2 separate regions of the Mus musculus genome follow, and region 2 is linked to region 1. A link is a loop called in an ENCODE intact Hi-C map of the cell type or tissue named here. Cell type or tissue: left cerebral cortex. All regions are shown on one strand.

What was found. Hi-C counts contacts between places; a loop is a spot of excess contacts. Peaks named below come from ENCODE experiments on the same cell type or tissue, not always from the same donor. Only the 100,000 strongest peaks of a DNase experiment are listed, where the experiment ranks them.
Region 2: it touches region 1 in a loop (4-fold over the local background); 29 of 42 quality-filtered maps call a loop at or near these places.

What each region holds. Positions count from the first base shown.
Region 1 is chr15:95,573,890-95,576,389 of GRCm38, reverse strand. No RefSeq gene overlaps it. Among named protein-coding and RNA genes, the nearest start is that of Gm31551, 24 kb to the left of the region's middle. In left cerebral cortex, a CTCF peak has its summit at 1,463 (motif pointing right); a DNase peak (open chromatin) is centred at 1,491.
Region 2 is chr15:94,768,158-94,770,657 of GRCm38, reverse strand. All of the region lies in intron 3 of Tmem117 (transmembrane protein 117), which reads right to left. Among named protein-coding and RNA genes, the nearest start is that of Gm25546, 88 kb to the right of the region's middle. In left cerebral cortex, a CTCF peak has its summit at 1,348 (motif pointing left); DNase peaks (open chromatin) are centred at 54 and 1,221; H3K27ac peaks cover 534 bases.

The sequences.
Region 1 (2,500 bases):
ATTCCACCCAGCAAATACGCGAAATGTCATGCTTCCCTGGCGTGGGTGAGGGGTGAGGGGTGAGGGGTGAGGGGTGAGGGGTGAGGCAGCTTTACTTTTCAAAGAGCTGATTACTCTTTAGGAGTAGACAAGCAAACAGATGTCTATAATGATTCAGAAGTTCAGCGGGCTTCACATCGATGGTCCAGTAGATCGGAGTGAGGCATTCCCAGGGCATTAGTGAAAAACACTGGGTGGGTCTGTGAGGGTTTTTCCAGAGGGGGCTAATGAGGGAAGAAGACCCCCATCCCCATGCCAAATGTGGCAGCACCACCCCACGGCTTGGGGGGTGCTGTAGTCTTGAATAAAAAGAAAAAAAAAAAGGAGGAGCCTTTTTCTCTGCTTCCGAATTGGTGGAGCCTTTCAGTTCTATCATCATAGTCTTGCATCGTGTCGTCATGTCCCCCACCATGTCTTTCCTGCGATGATGGACTGTACCCCTAAACCATGAGCCAGAACCCGCGTTCCCTTATATTACTTTGTTCAGGTATTTGATCAGAGCATCGAGGAAAGATAACTAATACAAATTACTCGGTAGGGTGTGGATGGTGTGCCAGGGAGCACAGCAGGAGAGGGTGTTTAATTCTATAGGTGGGAGGGCGGGCGCCCTGGGCACTCTCACTCTCTCGGGATCCACAGTAGTACCGAAAGTGTGTTGAAAATAAGGTGATCCAGGATTGCACATCTGTGTTTGCCCACTGGTGAGAGGAAGTGAGTGGAAAGTATTCGTCCCTTTCTCTTTCATGTAAGAGTCTAAAATATCCCATGAGTTCTCACACTGGCTTAGGACCCACCCGGTCCTTCTGAGCTTTCTTCTGCCTTGAAATATTCTGTGACTACAATTTCTAAAGTGTCCCGAGGACGGGCTAGGTATTTATGGCATATATACACATATCTTTTGTTTTGTTTTGTTTTCTCCTGAGGCTACCAAGTAGCTCACAGCAGCATTTTGATAACTGGTTAGATGCACTGAGTGGAAGAGAAGAAATGTATGTTTCCTCCCTGTGATCTTGCTTCTTCTCACACATGGTTAGCTCATTCCCTTCTTTCTGACGACAGATATTAAAGGCAAAATTCCATAGCAAATTTCTAGAAACTCTGCCTTCGCCTCGCTCCATCTTTCTTTTCTTTTTTATAAAGAGGAATGGAAAAGATGAGACCTCTGCATTCATTCTTGTCCCGGGCTTTATCTCTTTTCAGATTGGTTCTCCGTTTCCAGGGAAACCACTAATAAAGACATTCAGCTTGTTATTTTTCTCATTCTGTAACTCCGAAAAATCACCTGGCTTCTAGATTACATCGGATAATGGAGATATTTACTGCTTGACACATGAAATAATCAATCATTCAATGAAGCAGGAATTGACCATGAAATTCAATCCCTTTTCTTTTCTAAGGGGATCAAAGCCTTGCCCTTGATACTTTTGTCCACAAGATGGCGCTAAAGTCCTGCGATTATTTGGACTGTACCAGCCCAAATTGGTGCTGTACTTTTTAAAGAGGCCCCCCTTTCCTCTTCCTTACACATAAAAGTGCCATCCAAGAGAGAACACAAACAGCCATTTCATAGTAGGCCACATTCATCGCACAATTTTGGAGGTGCTCATAATTACAACCATAGGCCGGCCAAACAACATGAATGGACACACCCTAGATTCCAAGCAGAAATGAGATAACAGGCTGAGATTGGTGTTTTTACTTGAAAAATTGCTTATCAAGGAAAATAAAGACAGCTAAATATAATGTCTAGTTAGAAATCATTTTAAAAAGAATCATAAATAGCATGATGATAGTTTTTAATCTCACTTGTAGCTTGAATGCTATTGGGACACTGGACATTTTTAGAAGTCTAAAATAATAATTATGATAGTAGGTAATTATTGTAATAATTTCTATGGGCGTGGTGCTTTTATCTTTTCTATTTTTTTTAAATTCACTGTGTAGATGGTGATTGCTGTGAACTCACAGAAGGGCCATGTCTGCCTTCCCTCCACCTCTCTGATAGCTCACCAAGGACGGTGTTAGCTGTGTCTAGTCTAGCAGCATAGTCTTCAGAATGCCCCCCCGCCCCAGCACCACAGAATTTTTCCCAGCAGATTCCCAGTGAATTTGCATTTGAATTAGTGTCCTCCGGATTTCTATCCAAGAGAACAAAATCTCCTTATGCCATTGTAATTCACCAAACCCGAAAATAAAACAACAACAAAAATAATTGCTTGTAAATATGTTCAGAAGACAAAGATGCAAACTGCTTGCAAGTACATTGGTTTTGAGATCCCCACGGGCTGTGTTGGATCCGTTTAGTAGAATTTATAAATTGACCCCCAAATATTACAGATTTAATTAATATCAGAATTCGGCCTCCCTATGAGACACTTATTAAATAAAAAGTTTAAGTACCAACTCAAAATAAATCAACTGACATGTGAAATTCTCAATTATGTCTAATTAGTATGTTTGT
Region 2 (2,500 bases), 810 kb after region 1:
CCAGCTGAGCCACTCTGCGCTACTTACTACATGCTGCCCCACCCCTAAGCCCGCCAGCCCTGGGCTTTAGGCTGCTTATTTGAAATGCACTTCCCTGTCACATCTCTTGTTAACTCACATTTTTCTCTCCTACATAGTTTAAAATCCTCAGCTGAAATACAGGCTCGAGCAGTGAAGGTTCTGAAGTAACGATGATGTTAGCCTGGGGACACATTCCAAGGCAGGCAGACAGAGACTCTACAGCACCATGGGGACAGGCCAGCTCCCACAGGAATGGTCAGAGTGAAGGCTCCTGCTGGACAGTGGACAGTAATTATAAGAAACTGTGCTTGCCATCCTGGGGCAGGGGGATAAGGGACAACTCCATGGGCTGGGTTGAAATTTGGAAGAATCAAGAAATGGTAGAGTACAGCACAGAAGAAGTGGAGCAGCGGCCATCAGGAAGCCAATTTGTCAAGTGGGCCCTGGGGACAGAACTCATGAACCCTGTCCCTGCCAAAACCGGAAGTGAACCCCGTGGGGGGGGGGGGGTGTCTTCTGGGTATTTTGTTGTTGTTTATGTTTCTGAGAATGAATGATATACATGTATGGAGTCTAAAATCTCCATATCAGATCCACACGGGCTGTACAGCCATATTAGGAAGGTTATATGTGTTATCATTATTGTTAATTTCCCACTGCAAAAAAAAATGGAGTTCTACAATTATATTGGGGACTGTATAATGGCATATTGAGGACTTATGAACATATATACTATATATTTGTATATACTATATATATATATACTATATATACTATATATTTGCTACTTTCTGAGTTATAAAGTACTTTGCTTTCTGTGTTATGAAGTACTTTGCAAACAATTATTTGGGTCAGTACAGATGTCTTAGGTTTTTTATTGCGGTGTAGACACACCATGACCAGAGTAACTCTGGTAAAGAAAACATTTCACTGGGGCTGGCTTACAGTTTCAGAGGTTTAGTCCATTATCATCATGGTGGGAAACATAGCAAAGTCCAGGCAGACATGGTGCTGGAGGAGTGCTGGGAGTTCTACATCTTGGTCTGAAGGCAGCAGGAAGAGACTGGATCTCACAGGCAGCCAAGAGGAGACTGGATCCCATTGGCCAGACTTGAGCTTGTATCTAAGCCCTCCAAGCCCACCCACACAGTGACGCACTTCCTCCAAAAAGGCCACACCTCCTGATAGTGCCATTCCCTATGGACCAAGCATTCAAACACATGAATCTAGAGGGGCCATACGGTATAGGTAATTGACTAAATTCTGGCAGGTTCTTTCTCCAATACAGCGACAAGGACAAAAGTTTGTCCACAGTGCCCTCTAGTGGTTTACATTTTCAACACAAATAGACATCCTTTAAACAGCCCTTCCATGGTATTAGAATGAGGCGCACCTGTTTGAGAATCTCAAAACTGCAGGATTTGGGATCCTTAAACCTAGAATCTATTCATAAATGTCATTTTAGTCTATTAAACTGCCAACGTTAGTCTGTTAGTTCCTGGCATGAAAGTGATATGTTCTTGAGGAATCAATAAATGAATTACGAATATTAATATGTATGAGTCTCTCCTAATCCCAGTGTTCGTTTTTTAATCCATACCCCTGCCTTTGGACGATGCGCCTTCCACAGACAGATCTCATAGCTGTCCATAGAGAAACACAGCTGCCAAAGAGGAAACAACAACAACAACAACAAAATCCCATGATAACTTCACTATCTACATCTAAGATTTCAAATTCCTCATTTATAAATTATCATTATAGTCATCTTTTTTCTGAAATGAGCTGCCAATGCTCCCAGATGCCTGAAAACCAAGGAATCCTCTAGACCGAGGACCAAGGATGCTCTTCTTGGGCTTAGATGCAAGGTATCCTTACCAGAAGCTTAGTTAAGTCATGCTGCCGCCTCATAGCTATCGCAGCAACTTACAGAATCTAGGAAAATAAAGTAACAACAAGTAAAGGTTGTGAGGAAAGTCCAGTGGAAGAGAATGAAGAAAATGAGGGAAAAGAAAGGAACCCACATAGAAATACACACGAAGGAGGAATAATGAAAACCGGTAATAAATAAAACACAGACCCGACAGAGCCTGTGAAGCCAGCCTCAGAGGAAGGCAGGTGCTTGGTGCCTTTCAACCGTGAACCATTCGGAGACCTCCTCTTGCTGTCCAAAGCAGCAAGGATGGGAAGCTAAGTGGAAGCTCGTGGTTTCTAAGTTTCTGCCCCAAGTGCAGGAGCCTCCTCAACACCTGAGGATGCATTAGAACTCAGCAGGCTCAACACAGACAGTCCTCAAAAAACTTAAAACACAAATGCCCAGGGTCTAGCTACACCACCCCTGGGTAGATCCCAGAAGAGATCCATCAACACACACCAGAGATACCTGTGCATCCGTGTTTATCTTTGTACTGTCCGTAAGCACCACGATACGGAAACAAACATTCGATGAAAAGATAAAGAGAATAAGAAAAGTGATTAT